Linked DNA regions of Homo sapiens: region 2 is linked to region 1. A link is an interaction called in ENCODE POLR2A ChIA-PET data of the cell type or tissue named here. Cell type or tissue: B cell. All regions are shown on one strand. Each heading gives the region's core, and the rest is flanking DNA. Links, peaks and the distances in the headings are about the cores only. Region 1 has its middle 40 kb from the start of LINC01220. Region 2 overlaps TMED10 (transmembrane p24 trafficking protein 10).

Region 1 (8,200 bases), core at 2,487-4,986:
GGATATGATAGGATTATATTGGCATTTTAGAAAGATCAGACTTTCATATGGAGACTTGGGATGGAGGGGGCAAGATTGGAGAACAGCGAAGAAGCTTTTGCTGTCATTAGGAGAGAGGCAATGGTGCCCTGAACAAGGAAGGGGCTGTAGGGATGAGGGAGGTGGGAACATTCAAGGCTTATGTAGGAAGTGAAATCAGTAGCTGAAGTGCAGGAGAAGAGGGGTGAAGGGTAGACCTCGTATTTGTGGGTTGAGCGACTGAGTGGAGGGTTCTGTTTACCTGCTCAGGCATGGCAGGAAGAGTAAGTTTAGGGGAAAGACAATGTGTTCAGTTTTGGACACGGTGAATTTCAGGGGTCTGTAGAACACCCAAGGGGAGAAGTTCAGAAGGCATTTGCCTTGTTCAAGGCATTTGGCTATAAGAGTCTGGTGCTGGGGAGTGTGAGGTTGGTGATGTTGATTCGGGAGTCATGAGCATATAGGTGGTATTTGAAGTCCTAATGATGGAAAGTTGAATGAAACATTATCCCTGGGCCAGGCGTGGTGGCTCATGCCTGTAATCCCAGGATTTCGGGAGGCCAAGGCAGAAGGACTGCTTGAGCCCAGGAGTTCAGGACCAGCCTGGGTAAGATGGTGAGACCCTGTCTCTACCAAAATTTTTTAGAAATTAACTGGATGTGGTGGCACGTACATGTGGCTATTTAGGAAGCTGAAGCGGGAGGATCCTTTGAGCCCAGGAGTTTGAAGTGCCAGTGAGGTATAATTGTATCACTCTACTCCAGCCTGGCCAACAGAGCGAGACCTTGTCTCAAAAAAATAAAAATAAAAAATAAAGTCCCTGCTCTCAAGTAGTTAAAAGTTTAGTGTGGGGTGGGGGCTAGGCATGCAAGGAACAATTGGATTTCAAGGTGAACTGTATAACACAGAGGTATGTACAGGGCTCAGTGGTGACACAAGGCCTGGGAGGGTCAGAGAAAGCTTTAGAGAAGAGGGGCTGAAACTGAGTAAGAGCTTGGCAGGTGGACTGGGGAAGGCCAGTCTATGTGGAGGGCAGAGCAAGTGCAAAGGCATGGAGATGCCAAAGCAGCACTGCCCAGCCAAGAAGTTCTGTTTTCTGGAGCATTTCAGTGTGCTCATCTAAGGAAGAGGCAGCAGAAGCACTTGAGATCTTTGAGGAAACACTTGTCCATCAACATCTGTGTAGTGCGTGTTGAATACCCATGGCCTAGCTTTACACAGATGAAGGGTTTGTGATAAGGTGGCATTAAAAAAGAAATTAAACATTTTATTTTATTATTATTTTTTGTTTGTTTTTGTTTTTTGAAATGCAGTCTCACTCTGTCACCCAGGCTTGAGGGCAGCGGCATGATCTCCGCTCACTGTAACCTCTGCCTCTGGGGTTCAAGAGATCCTCCCACCTCAGCCTCCCAAGTAGCTGGGATTACAGGCACCCGCCACCATGCCCAGCTAATTTTTCTATTTTTAGTAGAGACGGGGTTTTGCCATGTTGGCCAGGCTGGTCTCAAACTACTGACCTCAAGTGATCCACCCACCTCAGCCTCCCAAAGTGCTGGGATTACAGGCATGAGTCACTGCACCTGGCCAAAATAAATAAATAAATAAAATAAAAATAAACATTTAAAAAGTCATTTTTAATCATTTTTTCAAACACATAAAAATGTAGAAAAAATAACACAATAAATCCATGTGTATTTATCACCCAGGTTCAATAATTTCTAATGTTTTGCCAATATTTGTTCATTAATTCATTTCTCCCTTTTTGGAAGGCTGGAGAATTAATTTAACTTTATATTACGGAGGCAGTAGACAGAAGAGTATAATGAACCCTCATCTACTCATTACCTAGTCCCAAGAAATATTGACCCAAGGCCATTCCTTCCCTATCCATGTCCCATCTGCTTAATCCCCTCCCATATTACTTTGAAGCAAACTCATGACACCATATCATTTCACCTGGAAATATGTTAAAGAATGTATCTCTAAAGATAAGGACTTTAAAAATACCACTGTAATATCATTGTCACCTGCAACAAGATGAACACTAATTTATCAGGTGGTGTTTTGAAAACTCAGGGGAGGTGTTTGGTAAAGCCACAAAATCCTGAGATCTTGCATAAATGTGTTTCAGGAAGCAATTATGGATGTCCAGGTTGGTATAGACCCGATGTCTTCAACAAGACTACACTGCATAAGCCAGGGTGACGGGGTGGAGAAGGAGCCAGAGTGAATTAGGGACAAGTAGGGTTGTGGTGTAGGAGGCTGGGTCAGAGTTTTAGCAGCCAAGAGAAGGGGGTGCAGGGTGCACAGGGAGCTTCCTCAGCCCCACTCAGTGCTCCAGCAGGCAGGAGGCAGTCGTCCAAAGGAGATAAAGTGAAGAAGGGATGGAGCAGGAAGGAGAGAGAGGTGTAAGGAGGAGGAGGTGTATGCAGAGAGAGGAGCTGATATTGAGGAAGAAAATGAGGAGGAGGAGAGCAAAAATAAATAACGACTGAGCACCTATGACCCACCAGATGTCAGGGGCACTACTTCTGCCCCCCTCCAGATTTCCAGGAGTGGGGCTCACCCCAAACAAGCTTGACCTCTTGATCGTCCTCTCAGGGAGTTGCTCTATTGGTGGGTCGAGGTTAGGGACATGTACTATGAAGGTATAAACTGTGTGGTTTTTTTTTTTGAGACGGAGTTTCTCTCTTGTTGCCCAGGCTGGAGTGCAATGGCGCGATCTCAGCTCACCGCAACCTCCGCCTCCCTAGTTCAAGCCATTCTCCTGCCTCAGCCTCCCGAGTAGCTGGGATTGCAGGCATGTGCTACCAGGCCCAGATAATTTTTTTTTTCTTTTTTCTTTTTTTTTCTTTTTTTTTTTTTTTTTTTGTATTTTTAGTAGAGACAGGGTTTCTCCATGTTGGTCAGGCTGGTCTCTAACTCCCAACTTCAGGTGATCTGCCCGCCTCGGCCTCCCAAAGTGCTGGGATTACAGGCGTGAGCCAGCACGCCCGGCCGTATAACTGCTTTTATAAGGAAGGAGGGCTATGTGTCTTTAGCAGAAGAGGGGCAGGGTTCCAGCCCATGCCTTGAGAGCAACCTCCACCAGGGCCTTGGCAGAGCCAGGGTGACATCCACCAAAGCAAAGGAGGAGGAAGGCAGCAGAAATGAAGGGGGTGGTCCTCTCACTGGAGGGGTGCAGCGAGGCAGCAGTCTCCCCGGAGGGGCTGGTGGCAAGCGCACCCCCAGCGCCCTCCAGCTTTATTTTTGGCAGGGCAGGAAATGTGTGTGTGTCTGTGGGTGACCTGGGGAGGAGGGGAGGGGGGGTAAGAGGGTCCCTGGATTTTGGTAAATCTGCGGGGGTTGTGGGGGGTTTCCGGAGCCCCCGGGGTAGGGGTAGGGATGGGGGCAGCCCCGGGCAGTGCTGAGCGCAGCTGTTGCGGGTACGGTCATGTCCAACTCCTTCCCAGCTGGAAACGCTGCGGCGGGTGGTATCACCAGTGGACAGGCGAACTTCAGGCCAGAGAGTGCCTTCCTCCAGGGCTTTAGGGGAAAAGGGCGACGAGGCCGTGGTGGTCGGCGCCCTGAATACCCCGAGGGGCCAGGGCCCCTTTTTCTACATGAAGACCTGGGCCCGTTCCCTCCCGGGTTCTTCCACTCCCATCTCAGCCAAGTGCTGATCTAATAACTCAGTGGAAGCGCCCAGAGAAGAACAGGGTCGCCGTGGTTAGAGACGCTGTTCCCCTCCGCGCCTGACTCCGCAGTTACTTTGTTACTTAACCGCCCTTCTGCTCATTTGACAAGCCCTGAGCGCACATTTGCAGAGCTTCCTTCCGGGACTTCGTGGCACGGATTGCAAGAGGCCCCTACTCTGGCAAGGACTTGACTCAGGGAAATTCTTTCTGTCCTTTCTTACTAGAAAAGGCATAAATTGGAGGTGAGCCTCCTTGATTAGAATGGGCACAATGGCTGGTGGCCACGAGACCCAGAAGAGGTCACTGGTGGTGTTGCTTCCCAGACAGCCAGCCAATGTTGGTGAGACTACAGTGAAAAGAGGCAGATTGAACTAACCAGACCTGGGACTTGTCTTCATCTGCAAACGGTAGTAACAGCGGTTAACCCCCTGAGCGCTTCTGACATGCTGAACGCTGTTCCAAGCCCTGCTCTAATGCATCGAAGGCATGTTCTAAACATGCATTATCTAATAACGCTATTCCCGAGTTTACAGATGAAGAATCACAGCCACTAAGAGATGACATCACTTGGTGAAGGTCACATAGCTTCTGGGGCCAGGGTTCTGTTTTGCCTTTGTGAAGAACAGTGAACATGCTCTGCACTTTTCTAAAGTAGAAAAATGAGCTGATGTCAGGGATTCTTTCAAGAAGGCAAATTTCAGAGCTGTTGCTGAGATCACGACCCATTCAGCAAAGTGTCCCAAACGCTGAATGCACTTCTGAGTCTCTGGTTTCACTTTGCAGCACTCGGCATAACTGATGCTCCCAATAATGACCTTCAACCACCAAGGAAACGTTCATTTATATTTTGCAAGCTCTGTTTAATGGATGAAGGAGTAACAAGTTTTAAAAAAGATTTTGATCAACACGGTGGCTCATGCCTGTAATCCCAGCAGTTTGGGAGGCCGAGGCGGGTGGATCACTTGAGATCAGGAGTTCAAGACCAGCCTGGCCAATATGGCGAAACCCTGTCTCTACTAAAAAACATGAAAATTAGCCGGGTGTGATGGCGGGTGCCTGTAGTCTCAGTTACTCAGGAGGCTGAGGCAGGAGAATCGCTTGAACCTGGGAGGTAGAGGTTGCAGTGAGCCGAGATCACGCCACTGCACTCCAGCTTGGGCGACAGAGTGAGACTCTGATTCACACACAAACCAAAAAAAAAAAAAAAAAAAAAAAAAAAGATTTTGATCAAAACCAAATCACTAAAGTTAAACACTTGAAAGAATTAACCCTGTCTTTGTAAAGCTTGGCTACCCTGGTAACTCATGCCAGGGACACTTAGCTTTAAAATTGTCCCCTCTGGAGGGGCTTTGCTCTTATGCCACAAGTATTGCTGCTGCGTCTGCGAAACAGGAAGGAGCAGCATCTCCCCATTATTTCCCTGACGAGTACCCCTAGAAGATGGTGGAGTCCACGTGGTCAAGTTCTCTTTCTTCCACTGGCCTAAGTCTGAAATTCCCCAAACACCTGGAGCCTTGCAATGCTGGGCAGCCGGCAGTTTCCCCAGCAGTTGCCCTGGCATCTTGCCCCCTTTACACAAAGCAATCACTGTTGCAGAAAATGAGGGTCCTGTGATCATTTGGCTCCACCCCCCTGCCTGGCATTTGCGTGGGAGAAGGGACTTTCTTTCTTTTTGACAATAGATTCTGATCACAAACCAGGCCCCTTTCAGAGAAACAGCTCCCATGGAATGACTCTGCCTAGAGGTAAGAACTGAGGGGCACAACAGAAGTGATTTCTCGCTCCCCACCCTCATGGCCATCAATGCTCAGTCAGGCCCCTATCCTTGAATTTGTTTCAAACGGTGGCATATCTGGTCCCTGGCCAGTGGGACAGGCACCCTGTAGTTAGTGGTCTAGATTTTCAGCCTTACCTCAAAATGCAGGTGCAGGCCAGGTGCGGTGGCTCCAGCCTGTACTCTCAGCACTTTGGGAGGCCAAGGCAGGTAGACCACCTGAGGTTGGGAGTTTGAGACCAGCCTGGCCAATGTGGCGAAATCCTGTTTCTACTAAAAATACAAAAATTAGCTGGGCATGGTGGCATGTGCCTATAATTCCAGCTACTCAGAAGGCTGAGGCAGGAGAATCACTTGAACTCAGGAGGTGGAGGTTGCAGTGAGCCAAGATTGTGCCATTGCACTCCAGCCTGGGTGACAAAGTGAGACTCTGTCTCAAAAAAAAAAAAAAAAAAAGTAGGTGTAGTGATCCTTTCTTACAGGTAACATTTCCTTGCTAAGAAATGAACACTGGTATAATATACTATAACTAAACTACAGACTGTGGATTTCTCCAGTTTTTCCACTAATGTCCTTTTCCTGTCACAGGATGTAATCCAGGATACCATATTGCATTTACTTGTCGTGTCTTCTCTCACCTGTGAAAAGTTTCTTAGTTGTTCCTTATTGTTCATAACTTTGACACTTTCAGGTATTTTATTGAGTGTTTGGGTTTATCTAATGTTTTCTCATAATTAGACCAGGGTTATGGATTTTTTAGAAGAAAAGTCCTTTCTTCTTTGCATGCCATAAGGAGGTACATGATATCAACATGGCTTATCAATGGTGAAGTTAACTTTATTTGCATGGTTAAGGTGGCTCTGCCGTTTCTCCACTGTGAAGTTACTGTTTTTCCCTTTCTGTATTCTACTTATTAGAAGTGGGTCAATAAGTCTAGCCCATATTCAAAGGGAAGGAAATGAAACTCTACTTCCTGGAGAAGGGAGAATGTACATATATATTTTGGAATTTAATCTTATGAAAATTTGTCTCAGGCTGGGCATGGTGGCTCATACCTGTAATCCCAGCACTATGGGAGGCCAAGGCAGGTGGGTCACTTGAGCCCAGGAGTTCAAGACCAGCCTGAGCAACATGGGAAAACTCTGTCTCTACAATAAATACAAAACATTAGCTGGGTATAGTGGCACGCACCTGTAGTCCCAGCTATTTGGGAGGCTAAGGTAGGAGGACGGCTTGAGACCGGGAGGTTGAGGCTACAGTGACCTGTGAGTATCTCACTGCAAAGAAAAGATTCTCTGTAGTTCATATATTAATTTATTTATATTGGCATGGACTCATGGATATTTCTTTTATTCTTTGGGTTATAAGAATCATCATGGTTCTATATCATCCAATCCTTTCATTAGTTTGTTGCTTAAATTGTTCCAGCCTTGCTCGTTGGGAACTCCTGGTTCCTTTTGACATGCCCACATTAAAAAAAAAAAATGATGCATAATGGATGTACATAGTTTTGGGGCCCCCATTTTTTTTCCAATTCCTTACTTTCTGGCATTACAAGCTGCTCCAAAACTCACCTTGTGTTTTCACTGCTTTAGCCCTAGAATCAGTTATTTCTCCAAGGAGCCTGGTTCCTTTAATCAGAGAATGGTATTTAGAAACCATGTTTCTGAGTGTTGGGTGTGCTCGTTGCTACTGGGGTGTCATTGCTTCTAGGCCCTCTCAGTGAACAGTTAGGAATATTTACATATATTTATGTATATATGTATGTATGCTAACCCATGAATATGTGCATATCTATGTTTGTGTATCTGTCTATTTGTATATATACTTTTAAAAAGAGTTTGTGCCAGGCGCAGTGGCTCACACCTGCAATCCCAGCGCTTTGGGAGGCCAAGGTGGGTGGATCACCTGTGTCAGGAGTTTGAGACCGACCTGATCAACATGGTGAAACCCCGTCTCTACTAAAAACATAAAAAAATTAGCTGAGTGTGGTGGTGCATGCCTGTAGTCCCAGCTACTTGGGAGGCTGGGGAGGAGAATCACTTGAACCCAGGAGGCAGAAGTTGCAGTGAGCCAAGATCGTGCCATTGCACAGTAGCCTGGGCAACAAGAGTGAAACTCTGTCCCCAAAAAAAGAAAAAAAAAGAAAGAATTTGTATTATCTCTGACTTGAATCCAACCCTGCAGGTTTCATTCTAACCTTCTCCCTTTTCTCACTGCTGCTTTTTTCTCTGATGGTGAGAAACCTGACTCCCATTATCTATAATTTATTTACATATTTGTTCAACCCTAGTATACATGTGAAGTAGTTTCAGAATCACCAATGTAGTTCCCTATGAAAAGTAAATTTATCAACTAGAGTATAGTGTTTTTGCAGAGTTCTTTTTGCACAGTATTTTTTTAGCTTTACAGATTCCAGTCAAACACATCATTTTCCATTGTGTGTGAAGTTTGTGACAGTGAAATAAAAAAGAAAAAAACCCCATCATTTTCCAAAGTTACTTAGGTCAGCTTCTTTTTTTTCCTTCTTGATGGGCACATCTTAATATTTCCAAAGCATTTCTACATCTGGTTTCTTTTATCATATCATTGTTGGATGGGGGAAGAAGAAACCATGACATATGAAGGTTGAACTGGTTGTCTCAGGTCACATGATCAGCTGGATCATGATTAGAACTACTTTGGGCTTTGCTGGACCATACCACCTTTCCTAGAGTTGCTGTTTTCTTGG
Region 2 (8,200 bases), core at 3,299-5,798, 170 kb before region 1:
GGCTGGTCTCGAACTCTTGAGCTCAAGTGATCCTCCCACCTTGGCCTCCCAAATGCTGAAATTACAGGCATGAGCCACCGTGCCCAGCCAAAAAGTACTTCAGAGGGCCGGGTGTGGTGGCTCATGCCTGTAATCCCAGCACTTTGGGAGGCCGAGGCGGGCAGATCACCTGAGGTCGGGAGTTCGAGACCAGCCTGACTAACATGGAGAAACCCCATCTCTACTAAAAATACAAAATTAGCCAGGCATGGTGGCGCATGCCTGTAATCCCAGCTACTGAGGAGGCTGAGGCAGGAGAATCACTTGAACCCGGGAGATGGAGGTTGTGGTGAGTCGCGATCGCACCATTGCGCTCTAGCCTGGGCAACAAGAGTGAAATTCCGTTTCAAAATAAATAAATAAATAAATAAATACCTTAGAACCCTGGATACACACATATCAGTCAAAAAGGTCTGAGAACTAACCAAATCACAAAGTAATGTGTAGTCATCAGTGTGATGCCTCTCTTCCTTTCTTCAGAATCAGTTGACCCACAAAGATACTCACTTCCCCAAGATTCTCACTTTATAAAGCATAAAGACAAAATTTAAGAGCAAAGAAGAAGTTCAAAAAGGTAGACAGCAGGAATAACAGATTTTTCACATTCCAAGCCAATCTAGAGACCCTAATTTGGATTTGGACTTTCCTCCTAAGAATAAAGTTGCAGACAACATTGAACTTGGGTAACATAACTTTCCAGATTTGCTCATTGCATTGGCTTAATTCTGAAGGAAGAAGGCTAATAATTACAGGTTGCTGAAAATGTCTAAATGTAAGTGAAACTGGTAGAGGACAGCCTGGAATAAGCATCAAGGTGAAAGTACTGAAAAGAGTCATCACAGATTTCATCATCTCCATGCTAAGGCAAGGAAAGAGACTAAGTCATTGGCCTAGGACAAACAACTGAATTTAACAGTGTTTGCAGGATTTGCACACATTTGCCCAACCACCTTATTTCCTGGAAGAAGAGATTATAATCTCTTAATTTTCCTCCAAGATATGAACAGTGTCCTTCAAAAACTTTTTTTTATTTTAACTTAAGGAGAGGAGTCTCTCTACATCATAAAGGAGCTTAAATGCACGTCATAAAATTCTTAAGTCATTGCTAAAAGTACCTTACAAAATGAATTAAGAAATCTGCTATGTTTTTCTGAAAGACTTCAGGAAAATCACATCTCCAGCTGGTACTCCAAAGGGGTAAATACTATTTAAATTGTCCTCTACCACATTGTACTGAGGAACTGCAATCACAGAAGAACCATTTGCATTGTCTCTTCTCTCTATGACATCCGAAGATTATTAAAGACTCATTTTAAGGCAAAAACTGAAATTCATTTCAAGAGGCTGAAGGCAAAGGGCCCGCCACTGCAGCCTGCACCTTTTATCAACATGAAATTTACCTCCCAGAAATAGTGTGTGATGATGCTGGAAGTTCGCCCAAGGCCTCCACATGTCTACACTCCCTATAACCTTCAGATGACACAACTACATGAGGGAATTTATCTGGATATTTGGAAATCCAGGCAGGCAACCTGACAACTGAACTTTCAGGTGGGGCTCACTCATATGGCCTGTTTGGGCATTCTAAAACATCTCACGATTTTTCTGAAAATCAGTAGGTTTCCTATCTAGTTCATATAACTTTGTAGTTATTTAGGAGCCAAGTCATTAGTCTTAAAGAAAAACAAAACAAAACAAAAATCACATCTCCCAACCCCAATATCATTACATAAACCAGGTAGCTAAAATTAGGGAATAGGAAACTGGGCCAAACTCAATGACTAACCAGAGCCAGCAAAGTCTAATAGGCTAAAAAAATAAAATGATAGCTTAATTTCCTTTCATTAAAATGTTCTAATTACAGATCACCTTAAAAGGTCATCTGGTTTCTCAAGAAGTGAGAGGTTTTTTTTTTCTTCTTAAATTGTCCTAGAGAACCACCTTGGTGAATCAATAACTGCTACTTTTACCTACTATAATAGCAAGACCTTAAAAGGATTCTTTTCTTTCCTTTTAACAATAAATACTTATAATAGTGATAATAAAGTTCTTTAATTAAACAAAGGTAATACCAAGCTATAAAATTTGCCCATATGACATCAAGGAATAGGAAGTAATAAAGATTTGTTTCTAGATATCACCTTCTGAAGAAAAGCAAAACAAAGTTCACAACTTAAAAAGTAGGGGGGATGGGCACGGTGGCTCATGCCTGTAATCCCAGCACTTTGGGAGGCTAAGGTGGCACGTCATTTGAGGTCAGGAGTTTGAGACCAGCCTGACCAACATGGCAAAACCCTGTCTCTGCTAAAAATAAAAAATTAGCCGGGCATGGTGGCAGGCGCGTGTAATCCCAGCTGCTCAGGAGGCTGAGGCAGGAGAATCACTTGAACCTGGGAGGCAGAGGTTGCAGTGACCCGAGATTGTGCCACTGCACTCCAGCCTAGGCGACAAAGCTAGACTCCATCTCAAGAAAAAAAGAGAAGGAAAAAAAAGTGTTAATTTTATATGCAGAGTAGGTGATGTCAAGAATATGTGAATACTCACACTGAGCCTGTGAGAAGTGCGAAAACAGGTAACTGGGAAGATAAACTCATTTAAAATTGGATTTTCTTGGACCGTGCTAGGCAGTGGCTGGAAACAGATTTTTGAGCAGGTCCTGCCACTGAAGCCTGCTCTCATTCCTTTACCAAACATTCAAAATAAAACTTCAAAAGGATCTATAAGTAGCTTAGGTCAATAAGGCAATTAGGAATAAAATGGAATAGAGTTCACCTGAGGGAAGAAAAAAGTCTTATCAAGAACCTAAATTGAGCAAATGATATCTGTAAAATAAATTTGGTTCTAAGTTTTCTGGAAGCCAAAATTAAAAGACTAAAGAGACATCATTTGTTTTCTGATGAAAGCTCACAAATTTATCTAAGGGACAATTTTCCTGGAAGTAACCACGAACAACAATTTATCAGGAAGATCCTCGTAAAAGGACTGTAACTAACAGACTCTTCATTTTCAACCATCATCTTGCTAAAGATACAAGTACAGTTCAAATGAGTTCTTTTAGTGACCCTCCCTAACAATGAATGACCTGATCTAATGCAGAGGTGAGACCTGGTTCTCTGCCCTGCCCCTAAGCACTACATTTCTCCCCATCCTAGCCCACTCCTGCTGCTCACAGAATTCCACCCTTACTCTAAAGTTGCAGGAAGGACGGGACTACTTTTGGCCACTTGCTAGCACAACTGCATTTAAAAAAAAAAAAAAAGGTACCAGAAAAAGATGCCTTAAAAATAACACTATCCACCCAGACTTAATTCCCTTCTCCAATAAAAGCAACCAGGGCTCCTTGGAGAAATGATCCTAAGACTGAGGAAGGAAATGTACAAAATGAGCCTGGAGCATCTTATAGTGCCAGAAAGTAAGAAGTGCTCAAAAACAAAAACCAGAGGTCCGGGGCGGGGTGGGGGGCAGATCATTTAAGGTCAGGAGTTCAAGACCAGCCTGGCCAACATGGAGAAACCCCATCTCTACTAAAAATACAAAAATTAGCCAGGCATGGTGGCACCCACCTGTAATTGCAGCTACTCAGGAGGCTGAGGCATGACAATCACTTGAACCCAGGAGGCAGAGGTTGCAGTGAGAGGAGATTATGCCACTGCACTCCAGCCTGGGTGACAAAGCAAGGCTCTGTCTCAAAACAAACAAACAAACAAAAATGAAAATCCAAAAAATACAAGAATGCGGGTATGTCAAAGGGACACAGGAACCTAAAGGGCTCCCAATAGCTAAAGCTGAAACAATCAGGGCAACAATTATAGTACTGGTTTATAATCCAAAGTACATAGTAAACATCCATGAATCTACACTTACATATAAATGATTGATTAAATAAATAAATAAGGAAGAGAGACAAATCTTCCGTGAAGATTCTCAAATAATTTATGTAGGCACCCGTAAGGAGTGTGAAGCATAACTCCCCACTCCTTAAGTGTGGGCTACATAAAGTGACTTCCTTCTAAAGAACACAGAATAGAAAGGGGGAAAAAAGAGTTACTCTGTAGTGGACTGACCAAAACATCATTAAGGGGGAAAAAAGGAAAGAAAAGAATATTGTATAGTGAAGAAACCTGACAAACACTAATTCATCCAAATGATCAAGGGCAGTATCAACGTGACAAATCATGTTGATATGATGTGATGAAAATGACACTTTATAAGTGAATCATGGTTTTGACAAGAAAAAAAAAATGACATTTTATCTCTGTGGTCTTCCTCCCCAAAACCCATAACCTCACCTTATCATGAGAAAAACATCTGACAAATGCCCAATAGAGGGCAACCTACAAAATACCTGGCCAGGGTCCTCAAAACTCACAAGGTCCACCAGGCCCACTGGCTCACACCTTGTAACGCCAGCACTTTAGGAGGCCGAAAGGGGAGGGTCACTTGAGTCCAGGAATTTGAGACCAGCCTGGGCAACACAGGAAGACCCTGCCTCTAAAAATAATTAAAAAAAAAAAAATTAGTTTGGTGTGGTGGTGCATACCTGTGGTCCCAGCTACTCAGAAGCCTCAGGGAGGAGGATTGCCTGATCCCAGGAGGTCAAGGCTGCAGTGAGTTGTGATCATGTCATTGCACTTCAGCCTGGGTGACAGAGCAAGACCCTGTCTCAAAACAAACACACAAACAAAAAACTCACGGGCCAGGCGCGGTGGCTCACGCCTGTAATCCCAGCACTTTGGGAGGTTGAGGCAGGCAGATCACTTGAGGTCAGGAGTTCGAGACCATCTTGCCTAACACGGTGAAACCCTGTCTCTACTAAATATACAAAAACTAGCCGGGCATGGTGGCACTCGCCTGTAGTCCCAGCTACTCAGGCAGCTGAGGCAGCAGAATCGCTTGAACCCGGGAGGCAGAGGTTGCAGTGAGCCGAGATCTCGCCACTGCACTCCAGCCTGGGCGACAGAGTGAGACTCCGTATCAAAAAAAAAAAAAAAAAAAAAAAAAGAACGGAAACAGGAATAGCTAGCCTTTTCTCTCTCTGAGAGACCATACAACATAGTACTTTTAAGATGGAAGGTTCTAGAGTCAGACTTTCTGGTCCGTGCTCAAATCACAGGTGTGCCGTTTACCAGCTGTAAACACTTGGGCATGTTCCTTAACTTGTCTACCTCATTTGTAAAATAAGGACAACAGTTGTACATACATCATAAGGTTATTGTGAGGATTTTTTTTTTTTAGATAGGGTCTCACTGTGTTGCCCAGGCTGGTTATGTACTCCTGGGCTCAAGAGATCCTCTTGTGCCAGCCTCCTGAGTAGCTGGGATTACAAGGACACACCACCACGCCCAGCTACTGTGAAGATTAAATGTTATACAGGTAAACTGCCTGGAACAGTGTTTGTCACATAGCAGGCATTCAATAGGTGTTATATTATTGTTATAACTGTTGGTGATAACTCAGAACTCCATAAATATTTAGGTCATTAACCACATTTTCTTCCTTTTTTTTTTGAGACAGAGTTTTGCTCTGTCGTAAAGGCTGGAGTGAAGTGGCACTATCTCAGCTCCCTGCAACCTCTGACTCCCGGGTTCAAGCAATTCTTGTGCCTCAGCCTCCAGAGTAGCTGGGACTACAGATGCATGCCACCATGCCCGGCTTTTTTTTTTTTTTTTTTTTGAGACAGAGATTTGCACTGTTGCTCAGGCTGGAGTGCAGTGGCACGATCAGAGCTCACTGCAACCTCCACCTCCGGGTTCAAGCAATTCTCCTGCCTCAGCCTCCCCAAGTAGCTGGGACTACAGGTGTGCGCCACCAGGCCCGGCTAATTTTTTATTTTTTAAGTAGAGATAGGGTTTCACCATGTTGGCCAGGCTGGTCTCGAACTCCTGACCATGTGATCCACCCACCTCGGCCTCCCAAAGTGCTGGGATTACAGGCGTGAGCCACTGCACCTGGCCTAATATATATATATATATATATATATATATATATATATATATATATATTTTTTTTTTTTTTTTTGTATTTTTAGAAGAGGCGGGGTTTTGTCATGTTGGCCAGGCTAGTCTCAAACTCCTGAGCTCAGGCAATCCGCCTGCCTCAGCCTCCCAAAGTGCTAGGATTACAGACGTAAGCCACCATCTCTGGCCCATTAACCATATGTTCTAACCTAAGAGTACTAATGGATGGCAAACTAGATAAATTGTGCTATGTTCACTAAATCCAGGGATGATTAGGGCCCAAATGGCTATTGCATGGAAACAGAGAGAAAGGGGTAGTCAGGTACACTCTCAAGGAAGCAGCAGCAAGATTTAGAAAATGAAAGGATACAAAATGCCTAAGAAAGCAGATGTTTGATCCTTTTAGCTGATAAAAAGAGAGACAGTAAGGAATCCAAGATGATGCCAGCTTTTCCTGTATGTGGTTTTTAACTTAATAAGGAATAAACTACATGAAGAATCCAACATTAGATATGGCGGAAAGAGAGAGAGGATTGAGGTTGCATATATAATTATCTCTACTCTTCATAAGAATTCACAAGTGAATACTGAGCCAAAGGGTCTATTCCCCTAAGATATAAAAAAGCAGAAAGAACACCAACTCATTAAAGATGCTATGGCTTTAGATAGAAAAATATATCAGAAACATGTTCTTTTTCTTTCTTTCTTTTTTTTTAGACAGTCTCACGCTGTTGCCCAGGCTGGAGTGCAGTGGCATGATCTTGGCTCACCACAACCTCCACCTCCCAGGTTCAAGCGATTCTCCTGCCTCAGCCTCCCGAGTAGCTGGGAATACAGGCATACGCCACCATGCACGGCTAATTTTTGTATTTTTAGTAGAGACAGGGTTTCACCATGTTGGCCAGGCTGGTCTCGAACTCCTGACCTTGTGATCCTCCCACCTCAGCCTCCCAAAGTGTTGGGATTACAGGCGTGAGCCACCATGCCCAGCCTCAGAAACACTTTCAAAAGGGACCACTGTATCTCAAAAACGAAAAACATAAACTCTGACGGCTTAGGTGCTACATTTAATGGGCATAAAATGAATTTAAGCTGATCTTTTAAACAAAAGCATGTACAAAGTCTATCAAATATATTCCTGAAATAAAAGGATCACATCTAGATTTTGCCCAGAACAAAGTCAAACTTAGCCCACAGGCAGCATTTGGCAACACTAAATTCTTTCAAATTTCTAGTACAGTTCACTGATAGTATAACATAGTACATAAGTATTGCTTAAGCTAAAATATGATCAAGGAGGCTAGGAGGCTTTTTCTAGAAATGCTGAAAACCAGAAATAGCAAATTTCCAGGCACTGGCATGATAATGGATAGATGCTCTCTTCCTGCTTCTATCAGCATTTGCTACATTAACTTAACATAGGCAATACGTCATGCTTGACTTGGGGGAGGAGTGGGGGGGTAAGAAAAGGGGAGAAAGAGAGGGAGGAAAGGAGGGGAACGAGAACGAAAGACCCGTTGCTGCCCTAACAATACTACTGCGGGGGTGAAGCCAGATCAAATGTTTTTTTTCATACTGTTCCAAAGTTATTTACGGTAAAAACCTCCAGCGTGACCCTTTCATTATGAGCACAAACAAAGTCTTGTTCTTTCTTAACAACTATTCCCTTGATTTCCCACATTTTATGTTGAACAATGAGGTTGGGAGCACAGGATAAAGCAGATGACATCAACCTCCCTCAAGTCGGAGACTTGTTTGGGAGCCCAAGTTCAGGTCTGTGGCCAGCTGGCTGATTTCACAGAGGGCTCTACTGTCCAGGCTGCCAGGCTCTATATGCATATGGGGGCAATGGCTCAGGATCAAACTACCAGTCAGCAATTCACACAAGAAACAGCATAGAAGTCACTGCACCCCTACTGGGTTACCTTTATATATTTGTTCCACTTTCCTAGAAACCAGACTCAGTCTTCAGAAGTCAGCATAAAGATATGGTGTAGCAATTTCAAACTGGAAGCAGCCCCCTTCTCTAGATCAGTTCAAAACAGGGAAGGCTGTAGACAACTGTTTACTGAATAAGAGAGATTTAAATGAAGCAATGTATCCTTTAACTTTTATGGAGAAGGACGCAAAGGTCAAGTTATAATTAAAAGCTAGGAACTTTGTATATAATACAAAAAGAAATTCGATTTATATTATTAAATGTC

Evidence for each region. ChIA-PET counts read pairs that join two places held together with the same protein. Peaks named below come from ENCODE experiments on the same cell type or tissue, not always from the same donor. Only the 100,000 strongest peaks of a DNase experiment are listed, where the experiment ranks them.
Region 2: POLR2A ChIA-PET joins it to region 1 with 12 read pairs; 4 of 35 experiments call an interaction of 5 or more read pairs at or near these places.

The regions. Positions count from the first base shown.
Region 1 is chr14:75,330,539-75,338,738 of GRCh38, forward strand. No RefSeq gene overlaps it. Among named protein-coding and RNA genes, the nearest start is that of LINC01220, 40 kb to the left of the region's middle. RefSeq lists an enhancer at 3,486-3,985. In B cell, for the core only: no CTCF peak of the experiment used is centred there; DNase peaks (open chromatin) are centred at 3,143 and 3,803; H3K4me3 peaks cover 1,734 bases; H3K27ac peaks cover 1,099 bases.
Region 2 is chr14:75,158,538-75,166,737 of GRCh38, forward strand. All of the region lies in intron 1 of TMED10 (transmembrane p24 trafficking protein 10), which reads right to left. Among named protein-coding and RNA genes, the nearest start is that of TMED10, 14 kb to the right of the region's middle. In B cell, for the core only: no CTCF peak of the experiment used is centred there; no DNase peak of the experiment used is centred there.